Linked DNA regions of Homo sapiens: region 2 is linked to region 1. A link is a loop called in an ENCODE intact Hi-C map of the cell type or tissue named here. Cell type or tissue: heart right ventricle. All regions are shown on one strand.

The links. Peaks named below come from ENCODE experiments on the same cell type or tissue, not always from the same donor. Only the 100,000 strongest peaks of a DNase experiment are listed, where the experiment ranks them.
Region 2: a loop joins it to region 1, with 4 times the contacts of the local background. A loop is called at or near these places in 7 of 110 quality-filtered maps.

Annotation. Positions count from the first base shown.
Region 1 is chr1:167,816,209-167,824,208 of GRCh38, reverse strand. ADCY10 (adenylate cyclase 10) reads left to right here. Exons shown (of 33, transcript NM_018417.6): 29 at 1,086-1,201; 30 at 2,068-2,185; 31 at 5,942-6,137. Among named protein-coding and RNA genes, the nearest start is that of ADCY10, 94 kb to the left of the region's middle. RefSeq lists a silencer at 3,776-3,925. In heart right ventricle, no CTCF peak of the experiment used is centred here; a DNase peak (open chromatin) is centred at 3,848; H3K4me3 peaks cover 879 bases; H3K27ac peaks cover 1,471 bases.
Region 2 is chr1:167,581,741-167,589,740 of GRCh38, reverse strand. No RefSeq gene overlaps it. Among named protein-coding and RNA genes, the nearest start is that of CREG1, 32 kb to the right of the region's middle. In heart right ventricle, no CTCF peak of the experiment used is centred here; no DNase peak of the experiment used is centred here.

The sequences.
Region 1 (8,000 bases):
TGGGATTACAGGCAACGTGCCACCACACCCAGCTAATTTTTGTATTTTTTAGAAGAGAGGGGGTTTCACCCTGTTGGCCAGGCTGGTCTTGAACTCCTGACCTCAAGTGACCCACCCACCTCAGCCTCCCAAAGTGTTGGGATTACAGGCATGAGCCACTGCGCCAGGCCTTGTCTTTTTTATTTTAAACAGAATTCTTTGCCTTGCATCATCTCTAATCTGGTTGCTCTGGCCAGTGATCAGAGGGTAGTCAGACAGTCATCCCAGCTGTGGGAATCAGGCCTCCACTTCTGTCAGGTGGAGACAAAGGGAAAAGTCTTCCAGGGAGGCAAATGGCCAGAGAATAGCAACCAGGACTAGAGGTCAAGGCCAATTTGCTCTGACTCTGGTCACCCTGATATAGAGGACCCAGGAAAGAACAATTTGAAAAAAGAGCCAATTTGAGATTGAGGTTTTAGTCCTGGATAGGGGTGTGTTTGAAATCTGTTTAAGAGGTATATTTGGTTCCGAATTACTGAGAAGGACCAAGACTAGACCAGGAAGGGACTTTACTGAACCTCATCCTATCCACTGCTTTTTTTATTCAATAGCTTTGGGGGTATAAATGGTTTTCGGTCACATAGATGAATTTTATAGAGGTGAATTCTGAGATTTTAGTGCACCTGTCACCCGAGCAGTGTACACATACCCAACATGTAGTCTTTTATTCCTCACTTCCCTCCTCCCCTCCCCTCCGAGGCCCCAAAGTCCATTATATCCACTGCTTTTTTTTTTTTTTTTTTTTGAGATGGAGTTTCGCTCTTTTGCCCAGGCTGGAGTGCAGTGGTGCGTTATTGGCTCACCACAACCTCCGCCTTCTGGTTTCAAGCGATTCTCCTGCCTCAGCCTCCCAAGTAGCTGGGATTACAGGCGCCCGCCACCATGCCCAGCTAATTTTTGTATTTTTAGTGGAGATGGGGTTTCACCATGTTGGCCAGGCTGGTCTCGAACTCCTGACCTCGTGATCCACCCACCTCAGCCTCCCAAAGTGCTGGGATTACAATATCCACCACTTTTTAATGGCCACTACCTTTTCTTTTCCATAGATACCCGCAATTGATCCAGGTGCTGGGGCGGCTGTGGGAGCTTTCTGTAACACAGGAACACATCTTCAGCAAGGCATTTTTCTATTTTGTCTGCTTGGACATCCTGCTTTATTCTGGTAAGTGTGGGTTTGGGATGTAAAAGAACTTGGGGGTGTTGATACCTGTGCTGGTGTGGTGTGGCAGCTCTCAGGTTGGGGCTTTGGGACCACTAGGTTTCTGGCTGGTGGACTTACAGGGCAGGGATGGAGAGAGGCTGGTTGTGTGAGCTGAAGCACTGTCTAGCAGGTGCCGAGATTGTAAAGGCACGGCAAGAAGGAGAATTAAGTCTGAAGGAACCTGATGGATATGAGCTGCCAGTTAAACTGTCAGATCAATTTGCACCTAAGTGATAGTGGCTGACTGTCTTACTATGTGCCTTTTACCAGGGGTTTTTAACTTTTAGCAGGATGTACTTAGAGACTTCACGCTTTAGAATGAAGGACTAGATTGCTTGAGGTGAGAGTTCCAGGCTGGTAGCTATTGGTGATTTGGAAAATAAGTTACTTCCTGATAACCTTCAAGTGACACCAAGTAGGTCACTTGAAGTGTACACACTAAACCACAGGAACCAACCTGAATTGTTTTCCCCACATGTGATCTTGAAAGGGGATGCAGACATTGCCATCAACAAAGGAAGCATGTGTGGAGAGACAGAGAAGTCCTAGGCTGCACTAAGGCCAGGAAGGATTAGTTTAAACCCCACACCTGCCTGGTCGGTACTGTGGAACTGTAGTATATATCCATAACACTCCCCAATAGGTAGGACTCAGCAAACACAGGGCAATCCAGTCATGAGGTTGTTGCAATCCACGGGACCCTCTGGATTCATACAATAATCAGAGGCAACTCTCCCTGCAGTGGGAAATTCAACTGAGAGTGACTAGGCTAGAAAGATGATCACCCACACCTACTAATAACTCTCACCCATTCCTCTCTCTCTTAGGTTTTGTTTATAGAACATTTGAAGAATGTTTGGAATTCATACACCAATACGAAAACAACAGAATCCTCAAGTTCCACAGTGGACTCCTCCTGGGACTTTATTCCTCTGTAGCTATCTGGTAACAATGTGTGGCATATCACTAAATTCCCAAAGTGAAAATGTTGAATCCCAAGGAAGAGTTCTTGAAAAATCTTTTAGAAAGTATTCATAATTTATACCTGAGACAGCTTAAGGGTGTCAGAGGATATTTACACAGAGAGACATGTTAGGGATCAACTAGTTCATCCCCCTTGGCCAAGGACAGAAAAGTAAATTTATCTCAATTACATCCATGCAATAAACATTTATCGCAAACATATCATGTTGTGGTGATACAGGGATAAATAAGAAAAGATTGCTTTCTTCAGAGGGGTGCTGGGGTTTGAGGAAGACTAATGAATAGCACCACTTGCCCACCCGGCACCTGCCCATATCTAATCACATGGATTGACAAAGCCAATGTTGGAAGACATGGCTTATATCTTCACGAAAGCGGGCTTCGTAATATTGAGCACTGGAATTAGACTTAACCCATTCAGCAGCAGGCAGTTCTGGAAAACTGTAGGTCTACTCACATGGAGGCAGGCCTCTTGTAGCAGAGAGATCAGTATCACACTCCCTGTTGGCTTCACTGGCTCTCAAGATAGAGAGAGACACGGACTGAGTTATACTTGCCCAATTCATCTCCCAAATCACCAGCAAGATCTCTCCTTATCATTGAAAGGGCAAGTAAAGCGGGGAAAGAGTTCTGGTGCTTTGCACCAAATAGAGGCCCCTTACATGGAAGGAAATTTCAGGAGTGAGGAAGCAGCATTCTCCCCGCACCCCATTAACTCATTAAGCCTAAGGCTCAATTCCTTTAACCTACTACGTTTTTAACTCAGTTAAGCATGTAGCTATTATGGTCATACCCTTAAGGAAGGAGATGAATGCTAAGGTTCTAAAATGGGTCAGAACAGAACATTCATTAAATTATTTCCATGACTATCCCCAAGACTGAAAATCGCCCCCTATTATTTTATTTCCTATCTTAATTATATGCAACCGTATGGTCTATCAGAGGTTTGTGATGAGACTAAATGACAATATGAAGACATTCCTATATAAAATGCTACAAGTTAGAACAGCTCCAAATTGGAATAGAAATCCACCCCTTCCTTCTTTCTGAGACAGTCTTGCTGTGTCACCCAGGTTGGAGTCCCGTGGTGCGATCGCGGATCACTGCAGCCTCGCCTTCCCAGGCTCAAGTGATCCTCCCAAACACCTCAGCTTCCTGAGTAGCTGGAGTTGCAGGCACATACCACCACGCCTGGCTAATTTTAATCTTTTGTAGAGATGGGATGTCGTGATGTTGCCCAGGCTGGTCTCCAACTCCTGGGCTCAGGTCCCGTCTACCTCAGCCTTCCCAAATGCTGGGATTACAGGCATGAGCCACTGCACCTGGCAAGAAATCCCCTCTTATTATTAAAATTAATGAGGAGAAATTAAAATCCAAAAATTGATTACTCTTGCCAATTAAAGTTCAAAATCAAATAACTTACCAATGTGAGTTAAAGGTTAAGGAATCTAAAGTCCAGAAATCATCCAAATTTATTTTTCTTGTCTATCTCAGCAGGAGAATTTTTTAAACAGCTGTGTCCTAGGCCAATGCTGCTCAGACTTTAGTGGGCATAAAAATCACCTGGAGGGCAGTCGGCCAGCTCTCGGGGTGCTGAGCCAGGCGGGCTAGGCGAGGCGCGGGCTGGCCCCGCCCCTCTGGCCGGCCCCGCCCCTCAAGGCCGGCTAGTCCCCTTCCCAGAGACTTGGCTAGGCGGCCGGCGCTGCGGCGCCAGCAGCCCTGTGGTGGCGACGACGATGGACCAGGACCCAGTGGGCCCTGTGGAACGAGGAGAAGCCGTCGCAGCCTCGGGAGCTGCGGCCGCCGCGGCATTCGGGGAATCTGCGGGGCAGGAAATTAAGGGATCCAAAAAGCTGAGTCATGGTCCAAAAGGAAACGTTGATGTCAGGACAACCATAGCCAAATTTTATCTCAAGGATGAGTAACGAAAGAGGCTTTGAAACGTAGAACTGGGAGTCATAGGAAAAAAGAAGAAAGTCCCAAGGAGAGTCATCCACTTTGTTAGTGGCAAAACAATGGAAGAATACAGCACAGATGAAGATGAAGTTGATGGCCTGGAGAAGATGTTTTGCCTACTGTTGATCCGATTTGGCTTTAAATATTTGGCTATTAGAAAATCATGCCGGGCGCGGTGGCTGACACCTGTAATCCCAGCACTTTGGGAGGCCGAGGCCGGCAGATCACCTGAGGTCGGGAGTTCAAGACCAGCCTGACCAACATGGAGAAACCCCATCTCTACTAAAAATACAAAAAAATTAGCCAGGCATGGTGGCGCATGCCTGTAAACCCAGCTACCTGGGAGGCTGAGGCAGGAGAATTGTTTGAACCCAGGAGGCGAAGGTTGCGGTGAGCCAAGATCGCGCCATTGCACTCCAGCCTGGGCAACAAGAGCAAAACTTGGGTCTCAAAAAATAAAAAAAAATAAAAAATAAAAAAATCATAAGCAGGCCAGGAGCAGTGGCTCACGCCTGTAATCGCAGCACTTTGGGAGGCTGAGGTGGGTGGATCACCTGAGGTCAGGAGTTCGAGACCAGCCTGGCCAATATGGTGAAACCGTGTCTCTACTAAAAATATAAAAAATTAGGCAGGCGTGATGGCAGGCGCCTGTAATCCCAGCGAGGCAGGAGAATTGCTTCAACCAGGGAAGCAGAGGTTGCAGTGGGCTGAGATCGTGCCATTGTACTCCAGCCTGGTCAACAAGGGTGAAACTCCATCTAAAAAAAAAAAAAAAAAAAAATCGGATTTTCTACACAGAAAATATTCAAAGGATTGTACCATATACTCTGAAGGTAGTTCCAAATGCAGGTAGAATATTAAAGAGGTATTTCATGCAATGTAAGAATTGTTGGAATAAATGTCTTATTTTTAATTACTTTGAAGGGTTAAAAAAAAAATCACCTGGAGAGCTTGTTAACTCAGAGATGCCACACCCCCAGAGCCTGTCTGATTCAGTAGACCTGGACTGAACCAGAGAACCTGCATTAATGAGAATCCAGGTGATACTGATGATGCCAGTCTGTGGACTACATTTTGAGCAGTACTGGCCTAAATCATCTCTCTTTGGTATTGGAACAATTTCTTCAAGCCCCAGAATCCACAGCTCCAAGTGTCTGATCTCCCTCACTTTTTAATTTAAAAAGCCAAAGTGGCCGGGCATGGTGGCACAGCCTGTAATCCCAGCACTTTGGGAGGCCAAGGCGGGTGGATCACCTGAGGTCAGGAGTTCGAGACCAGCCTAGCCAACATGGTGAAACCCCGTATCTACTTAAAATACAAAAAATTAGCTGGGCGTGGTGGTACACACCTGTAGTCCCAGCTACTCGGGAGGCTGAGGCAGGAGAATCACTTGAACCCAGGAGGCAGAGGTTGCAGTAAGCCAAGATTGTGCCATTGCACTCCAGACTGGGGGACAAGAGCAAGACTTCGTCTCAAAAAAAGAAAAAAAGCCAAAGCCAAAGAGTTCAATGGTGGCTAATATTACCTGAGTGTTTCCAAGGATTCTATTCATCTCAAGTCATCAAAAAAATTTATTATTTCCTTGCTCTGTATCACATAATTTCCTGCTTTTTTAGGGAGTGTGAAGCAGGGGTAGGCAGGAGACTACACACTTCCAGAGACCCAGGTAAAGGAAGCTGCACATCCAGAGAGACATTTCAGAAAGCCAGCCTATTCCTAATGGGTGATACTGATTTTTCTTATTCTCTTGTGGTAATGCAGGTATGCCAGACTTCAGGAATGGGACAACTTTTACAAATTTTCCAATAGAGCTAAAAATCTTTTGCCAAGAAGAACCATGACACTTACTTACTATGACGGAATATCTAGGTACATGGAGGGGCAAGTTCTTCACCTTCAAAAACAAATCAAAGAACAGTCAGAGAATGCCCAAGCCAGTGGGGAGGAGCTACTCAAGGTGAGGCCTATTCTCCAGTTTCCAGTATAAAATATGCCTTAAATGGATCTCTGTCTACTTCCTGTGCTAATTATTTTCTCATTATAGAATTCATATATTTTTATAATAGAAGTTTTTGAAGGCACTTCCCCAAAGTAAGAAAGAAAATATAAATTGCCCATAACCTTACTACTCAGAGATAAGTACTTTTTGTATATTGAGATCCCACTTTTCAAGTATTTTTCTGTGTGTGTGCATGCACATTTCTCTATTTTGTAATTTGCTATTAAATATATTATGAATAATTTCCTGTCATTAAATTGTTTTTCACATCACGATTTAAAAGGAAGCATGGTACTTTATCTTACAGATATATGATTGTATGGCCTAATTATTATTGGATAGAACTTTTCTGTATGATTTTATTGCTATTGCTGTGATAAAGCATCCTGGTAGACAAATCATTCCACACGACAATTTAAAAAATTCAAATATGTATTAAGCATATTAATACAAGAGTGCTGGGGCGCAAGAGTGAGCAAATTAAACACCTCCAAGAGTTTACAACCTGGCATGGGCAAGCCCCCAAGAGAATAAAGGGCTAAATCTCTGGTGTTGGGTTGACACGTTTGCCTTGTTCTTGTAAACACTGAGCACAGGTGTACTAGTTTTCTATTGCTCTGTCACTCATTACCACAAAGTAAACAGCTTAAAACAACACCCACTTCTTAACAGAGCCTCCCTTTGTCACCCAGGCTGGAGTGCAGTGGCGCAATCTCGACTCACTGCAACCTCCGCCTCCCGGGTTCAAACAATTCTCGTACCTCAGCCTCCCAAGTAGCTGGGATTACAGGCACGTGCCACCATGCCTGGCTAATTTTTGTATTTTTAGTAGAGATGGGGATTTCACCACATTAGCCAGGCTGGTCTTGAACTCTTGACCTCAAGTGATCCACCCACCTCAGCCTTCCAAAGTGCTGGGATTACAGGTGTAAGCCACCATGCCAAGGCCAAAACAACACCACTTCTTAACTCACAGTTTGGCGGGTCCAAAGCCTGGGTGGTCTGGTCTGGGATCTCTGCTTAGGAGATGTATTTACATAAGTAGACATAATTGAATAATTGAACACATTGTTGCTGTTATTTTGAACAAACTGTCATCTTTTAGAATAAGAAAAGGAAAATTTTTATTTTACCTCCACTTACTCCTTCTTCAATGCTTTCTTTCTTTATGTAGATCTAAGTTTCTGAACTACATATTTTCCTTCTCTCTAAAGAATTTCTTTAACATTTCTTGCAAGTCAGAGCTATTAGCAACAACTTCCTTCAATTTTAGTTTGAGAAGTCTTTATTTTGTCTTCAATTTTGAAGGATAATTTCACTGGGTAAAGAATTCTAGGGATTTTTTTCCTGTCAACAGGTCATGGCACTGTCTTCTTGCTTGCATGGTTTCTGAGGAAAAGTGAAAGGCAATTCTTTTTTTGTTGTTGTTCCTTTATAGAAGTCCCTTGGGCTTCTTTAAAACTTTTTGTTTTTCTCTTTTTTTTGAAATGGAGTCTCACTCTGTCACCCAGGCTGGAGTGCAGTGGCGTGATCTTGACTCACTGCAACCTCCACCTCCTGGGTTCAAGCAATTCTCCTGCCACAGACTCCTGAGTAGCTGGGATTACAGGTGCCCGCCAACATGCCTGACTAATTTTTGTATTTTTAGTAAAGACAGGGTTTCACCATGTTGGCCAGTCTGGTCTTGAACTCCTGACCTCAAGTGACCTGCCCACCTCTGCCTCCCAAAGTGCTGGGATTACAGGTGTGAACCACCGTGCCTGACCTAAAATTTTTTATCTTTGATTTTCTGTAGTTTACAAATTATATGCCTATGTGTTG
Region 2 (8,000 bases), 230 kb after region 1:
GTAAGCAGGCTTAGTTGTTGGAGAGGGAAGATTTTGACTAAGATTGCTTTCTTCTGTTAGTCTGCCCCAGGAACAGTCCCCAGGAACTTACAGCTTGGTCCTATAGAGAAGGGGGGTGTACATTAAAACTCTTTGAGGAGTGGAGGCACAAGCAGTCCTTCTTTGTTTGTGGCCAATCTGCGGCCAATATTTCTTTGTTTATCTCCCAGCATCCTCTCCCTTGGTGCAGCAACACTCCCTGACTTCCCCGCCCTCTCCTAGTCATGTTGTTGGGGTGCAACACATGACTCAGCCTTGGGCAGTGGGCATAGTTCATTCCCTGGCTTAGGAGTGGGCTCCTTGCCTGAGCTGGTCTGATGAGAAGAAACCCAAGACTCCTCTGCAGAACTCCCAGAAGAGAGGCTTTCCTTGTACTGCCTTGGAGGCCGTTAGGTTATGATGGTTTGCCCCTGCCTAGAGCCTAAGAATGCTGGCAACACAGGGAAGGGCAGAGCAAAGAGTTAGAAAGAACCCAGAAGACAACACTCGAGCTCTGAGCCCAGCCACATCTGAACGTAAAGCTCCTCTTGGGATTTTTTTTTTGAACACTATACTTTTTTATTTTTAATTATATTAGTTGTACATATTTTGGGGTACATAAGATATTTTGATACATGTATACAATGTGTAAGGATCAAATCAGGGTAACTGGATATCCATCACATCAAACATTTTTCTTTTCTTTGTGTTGGGAACATTAAAATTCTTCTCTTCTAGCTATTTTGAAATACACAATAAGTTATTAACTATAGGCCAGGCATGGTGGCTCATGTCTGTAATCCCAGCCCTTTGGGAGGCCAAGGAGGGCAGATCACCTGAGGTCAGGAGTTCGAGACCAGCCTGGCCAACATGGTGAAACCCCCTTTCTACTAAAAATACAAAAATTAGTAGTCCCAGCTACTTGGGAGGCTGAGGTGGGAGAATCACTTGAACCCAGGAGGCAGAGGTTGCAGTGAGCTGAGATCACGCCACTGCACTCCAGCCTGGGTGACAAAGCAAGACTCTGTCTCAAAAAAAAAAAAATTTTAACTATAACTTCCCATTACACTATAAAATACTAGAACTTATTCCTTCTATCTAACTGTATCTCTGTACCCATTAACCAACTTCTCTTGATCTTCCTCCCACTTCCTTTCCCAGCTTCTGGTAGCCACCATTCTACTTTCCATGTCCATGAGGTTCACTTTTTTAGTTCCCACATATGCATGAGAACATGTGATATTTGTCTTTCTGTGCCTGGCTTATTTTACTTAACATAATGATCTCCGGTTCCATCCATGTTGCTGTAAATGACAGGATTTCATTATTTTCCATGGCCAAATAGTATTCCACTGTGTATATATGCCATATTTGCTTTATCCATTCTCCCGCTGATGGACAATTAGGTTGATTCTACATCTTTGATATTATGAATAGTGCTCCAATAAACATGGGAGTGCAGATGTCTCTTTGATATATTAATTTCCTTTCTTTCAAAGATATACCCAGCAGGGGGATTGCTGGATCATATGGTAATTCTATTTTTAGCTTTTTAAGGAACCTCCATATTGTTTCCTGTAATAGATGTACTAATTTACATTCCCACCAACAGTGTGTGTTCCCCTTTCTCCATATTCTCAGCAGCATTTTTTTTTTTTTACTTTTTGATAATAGCTATTCTAACCGGGGTCATATGATATCTCATTGTGGTTTTGATTTGCATTTTCCTGATGATTAGTGATGTTGAGCATTTCTCAAATACCCATTGGCCATTTGTATGTCATCTTCTAAGAAATGTCTTCAGTAACATAAATAGTATCTTCCTTTTGGTTGCTTACTTATTTTTTGCCATGGTCGGTTTGAGTGTGATTTTGCTGACACTTGATTCGGAAAATGTCCCCAAAGGTAACCACCTAAAATAGTATGAAACAAATTCAGGAAAAGAGAGGCCATCTTCCTTTTCTACCATAGCATTTAGGGGCTCCAGTGGCACAGAAGGTGGCAGAAGCCCCCTGCCAGGAATTGTGGGGTCTGCCACAGTGGCCCCTTCAGATGCATGTGAAGAGGCCAGAAGAAGTAGTGATATCTTGCAAGGGCAGTAGTGTCTGCAGGAGATCCCCAGCAGAGGAAGCTCTAGCAGGAGGAGGTGAGAACATGGTCCATGTGATGCGTACACCAGTCTCCTCGCCCCAGGGCTGTGGCTGCCAGTGTGCTTGCTGCTGTGGTCATCATCACTTCATCTCCTCATACTGCCAGCAGCTTCAGCCTCCCCCTGGAGACAGCCTGCTTCTACATGGCTTCTATAATGCTTATGGGGACAGCACAGGTGTCCAAATTTTTCCTGACTAGACCCACAGCTGCTGTGGCTCCTCTCACACTTCTGGGCTCAGGTGAAGACCACATTGGAGGACATGGGATCTGGCCTCCCTATTAACTGCATAGAGTAGCCACATAACTCAACCAGAAGAGTAGGGGAACCAACACCCTGTATAGTGAATCTTAACAATGACAGAAGGTGAAAGACCTGGCAGATATAGCCCTCTCCTTTTTCACTAAGAGGGACATTTCCAGGGCATGGGTTTCTACAGGGCCTGTCTAGACAACATTCTGCACAGCTGAGCAGCTGCTCTCTTTCCTTGGAAGCTGTGGGCTGCTAATCCAAGTGCCACCTTGCATTTGCTTTCCTTCCTTCCCTGCCTTGCCCCCGCCCTGGGATTTACATTGAGCTGTAGCATGTGAGGCTTGCCTCTGCTCTGTTTTTCTAGAAAACATGGGCTGAGGGAGTAACTGATAGTATTTGTCATGAACACATGTGAGCTGCTCCCTAAAGGGAGCATTGCAAGATTTAACAAATAAAAACAGAGGGCCAGGCACGGTGGCTCAGGCCTGTAATCCCAGCACATTGGGAGGTTGAGGTGAGCGGATCACCTGACGTCAGGAGTTCAAGACCAGCCTGGCTAACATGGTGAAACCCCATTTCTACTGAAAATATAAAAAAATTAGCTGGGCATGGTGGCGCACACCTGTAGTCCCAGCTACTTGGGAGGGTGAGGAAAGGGTACCGCTTGAACCCAGTAGGCAGAAGTTTCAGTGAGTCGAGATCCACTACTGCACTCCAGCCTAGGCAACAGAGTGAGATTCCATCTCAAAAAAAGAAACAAAGCAAAAAAACAAAACAAAACAAAACAACCCAGGACACTTAGTTAATATTGAATTCCAGATGAATATAAAAAAAATGTTTAGTATACATATATCCCAAATATTGCATGGGATATAGTCATGCTAAGAGGAATTATTTGTTATTTACCTGAAACTCAAATTTAACTGCGTGTCCTGTATTTTATTTTAACTGTGTGTCCTGTATTTTATCTGGCAACCTTATCTGATGACTCCCAATGACTCCCAGAAATACCTGGGGGAAAAGGAGGACCTAGGTCTTTGATGATGTCATTAAGGCACTACACTATCTCTGGACTATATTTCTCCAGACTTCTTAGAGTTTAAGAAAATGAAACCCCAATTATTTAGGACTACAAATGTCAGGTTTTATTTCACTTGCAAAAAATTGATTAACCTGTCGAATTCATCTTTGTTTCTTTCTTTGGAACTTAGCACAGTGTTTAAGCCCAGAGTAAGTGCTACATAAATGACTGTTAAATCATTTATATTTAGAGGAAATAAATTTCTTTCAATGTATAGACTAGGCATCATGTATTTATAGGAAAACAAGGGAGACCGGGCACAGTGGCCCATGCCTCTAATCCCAACACTTTGGGAGGCCAAGGCAGGAGATTGCTTGAGCCCGGGAGTTCACGATCCGCCTGGGCAACATAGTGAGACCCTATCTCTTTAAAACAAACAAACAAGGGCTAAATAATTTTGTCAAGTTTTTATTAAGGAAAAATTTAAACATATAAAATTGCATGTAAAATAACACAATAAGCCCTAAAGTCCCATGTACATATCACCCAGCTTAACAATTGAGGATAAATAATTTAATGCTTTATGACTATTACATAAAATGATACTTTATATCCATCACTGATAACTTTCTTTTTTTTCAGACGGCATCTTGCTCTGTCACCCAGGCTGGAGAGCAGTGGCACAATCTCGGCTCACTGCAACCTCCGCCTCCTGAGTTCAAGCAATTATCCTGCCTCAGTCTCTCAAGTAGCTGAGACTACAGGCACATGCCGCCATGCCCAGCTAATTTTTTTTATTTTAGTAGAGACGGGTTTCCACTGTGTTGCCCAGGCTGGTCGCGAACTCCTGAGCTCAGGCAATCCTCCCGCCTTGGCCTCCCAAAGTGCTGGGATTACAGGCGTGAGCCACCCTGCCCAGACCATCACTGATAACTTTCTTTTGTGGAGGTGATCACTGTTCAATCGCCATTCCATCTCTTGCATCCTGAGATAATAACAAAGATGTAATTGGTTTTTTGCCAAATTAAGTATCACCATTTAGACTCCTTCAGCAGATAGAAAGAGAAAGATTTTCAGAATTTTATAAAGTCAAAACCAGAAAGCCATAGCAGAAAGAGCAATACTGGAAGTCAAAAGCTCTGTTTGGGTCAAACTGTGTCTAAATTTCTCATCCATGACGAGTGGGGTCTGAAACGGAATATCCTCTAAGGGCTTTCCAACTCCAACAATACATGAGTTTTGAAAGAATCCTACATGTTTACTGAGTGGCATTTGAACCACACACTCAAGGTATGAGTTCTGCTTTGGGTCTGCACTTGGATCCTGCTTTAGGTCAAGAATGACTCTCTCAGAGAGGATGCTGTGGTGTGCCCCTCAGATACCCACTTCCAACCCCTTTCGGGACTGGGTCACTTATTTCCTCATTCGCTCAGAGTGTTGACAACTCACAGCTGGTAGCTGAGGCCCTCTCTGGAGATTGCCCTCAGCTGTTGAACACAACTAGTAAAGACAGGGTGTATAAATATCTAGCCCCCTTGCCCCAGTGTGGGATGGCTATGAGCCATCTCAGCTCCACAGGACCAGTGGGATTGGTTCAGGCTTTTGATGTGACTACATCACAGCTTAACTTCTCCTGTTGCCCCATCATGCTCCCTTCCCTTCCCCTGGGAGTTAATTTTAAAAGCACTCCCCGATAAACCTCTTTTTTGTTGTTGTTGTTGTTGTTGTTTTTTTTTTGAGACAGAATTTCGCTCTTGATGCCCAGGCTGGAGTGTAATGGCATGATCTCAGCTCACTGCAACCTCCGCCTCCCAGATTCAAGCAATTCTTCTGCCTCAGCCTCCCAAGCTGGGATTACAGGCATGTGTCACCATGCACCTCTTGCACCCGGTCTCCTTCTCAGAGTCTGATGCCCAGGAAATCTGATCTGTGGCAGTGTGGGGATTCATCCAAGAATGAAGACTGTTTGTAAATTGAGATTTGAGGGTGGAATCATCCACTGGCCAGCCAGCTGTGAGGACCAGCCGCTGGTGGTTGGGGGTGCACAAATGGCCTCAGGCCCGCTGTACTGCTGCAACTATTAAAACTCCACCATGGTGTACATGGAAGGATGGCTGGTAGAATAGGACTTACTGGCAAGTAGTGTATCAGGCATTTGAGAGATACAGGGCAATAGTCATTATAAAGACAATAGAACTAGATAGTTGTTGTTAGGAAATAATCTATTCTTTGGGGCAAGACCGTAAAAGGCTGAGGGTAATTAATCACCTCTTACAGGCTAAGTCAGAATTCCAGAGGACATCCTCAGAAGCATAAAAAGATACCCTCATCTCCTATCATTGGAGTGCAGAAAAACCTGAGGAATGAATTTAGGATTTAATTATGGAAGCACAGAGTTTCAGAGAAGGTTGAGTTCTGAGTTCCACAGACCAGCTCTGCCAAGGTCAGAGCCCTAATTATGAAGGAATGGAACTGCAATACATGGGATGTGGACAACTGATGTAGGATTTTTTCTTCTTGGTCACTTTGCAAGCCTGGGACCTCCAGCCAGTGATGTCCGCCCAGGGCTTGCTTGGCTATGCTGGTGTGCCTCAGCTTGTCTGTGTTATAGCTTGTACCCACATTTGGTGATTCTCAAGCTCTTGTACCACACCCAAGAAGATTGAGGATATGCTGCACATTGAAGGGTGAGGAGGGCAGAGAAGAATTTTACTGAGCGACCGAACAGCTCTCAGTGGAGAGGGGACACAGGGGATGGTCCCTCACCCCCACAGTCAGGTGGTTCTCTCCTCCTTGCGTAGGTGGGTCTGGGGATTTTTATGGACTCAGAATGGGGAGGGGCAGGCCATAGGTAGTATTGGAAAAGGCAACACTCAATTGGTTAAAAAGTATTATTCAGAAAGAATCAATAGGGAAAGGGTGAGCAAACAGGAACAGAAGTTCTCATTCTGGGTCACCGGTTTCATCTGGGACCAGCAATCTAGTTTTTCAGCCTTCAAGCTGTTTTTGACTTGAAGGTGGGGTTTCACCAGGGACCCACCCCTATCTGCCTCAGCATTTGGCTGACTCCTATCGCTATCAAAACTGTGTTAATGTATTAGAAACTCTTGAATCCCCAGATTCTCCTGTATCCTCTGGGTCTGCAGAAGCAACCCACTCCTTCCTGTTAAAAGATGGTACTCTGATGTGCACCACCACCCCCAAGGAACACCCCTTGGTTTAAGCCAATGCAAAGTCCTTTGCCTTGCGAGACAGCATGCACACTCCTCAAGGATATGTTCTCAACTCCCCTCCTGACCAATAATCAGAAATATGTCACAACGTAACCCAACTGTGCTGGGCCTGCTAAGAGAGGAAAGGGATTACAGCCAGCAGGAGCCACCGGACATATATGCATATGCATACATTCCAATATGCGCTGGCAGGAGCTGGGAGAATACATAAATGACTAGATTCTAAGGGTACTGGATCAAGGGGCATGGGACATAAAGTTGGTTAGGGGACAGTTTATCAATATGGCAGCACTCTTCTGCAATACAGATTTAATACCCTATTTAAGGAGGTGAAGCTAACATATTTCTAGGATGGCCCTTAGAAGCTTGGACAAAGTGAAGTAGAAGTGCCAGAATTGCTGTGGCAGATGGTGGAAGAGGGATAGAAACCTTGAGCAGTAGGCCTACTACAGTGGATATAATTAGCAAAACTGGGAAACTCACTCTATGACTATGTTTGGTGGGAAGCCCTGGAGGACACACTGTTGATAAAATCAATAAGAAATGCACTGACAAGAAGGCACCAGAATCTCTGAGAAGCTTAGTGGTTGGTGATAGTCTTCTGCAAGGTGGGAGATCCTGTTGCAGAACTGGGCTCTCTGATAGTAGAAGGAAATGACAGAATTCCAAAATAATAGAGTCAGGTGACACTTAAATACCAGAAGAAAAGTGGGTGCAATTATTGTCATGAAAAGCAAAGCTGAAGTGGAAGCCCAGGAGGCCTGACCTGAGAGCTATTGAAGCAGCAACTAGAACGTGATGTCCCTGGAGGTAAGACAAACAGACAGTCAACAGGGTCTTGCCCAATCTATACAAGCAAAAGAAATCAAGAGTAGATGATTAGGAGACTAAAAGTAGCCACCACAGTAAAAACTTAAAATCTCTTTTTTAGTTTCCAGACCTGAGCCAGTTTTCTGACCTAGCACCCATTGATTGAAGGAGAATCTAAATCCCTGGGAAGGCCTTATAAAACCATAGCAAGTATAAATGGCAATGATTCCCCTAGTCTTCCCCCCAAAATACTAAGAACTATTTACTTAGGTAATTATGTACTGGGAAAGCGTGGTACCCATATAGTTTGAGGACACAGAGCCCAAGTTAATATTGGTACCTGGAAACCTAAGACATTAGGAGAGCCATCTATTAGAGGAGGGGTGAATGGGCACCAGGTAATAAATGGTCGAGGCCTAGGTCGAGCTCACACTTGGTCCCCTGGGGTCCACAGACTCACCCAGTGATCATGGTCCTAATCCCCAAATGTGTAATTTGAAATGGACATACTTGAGGG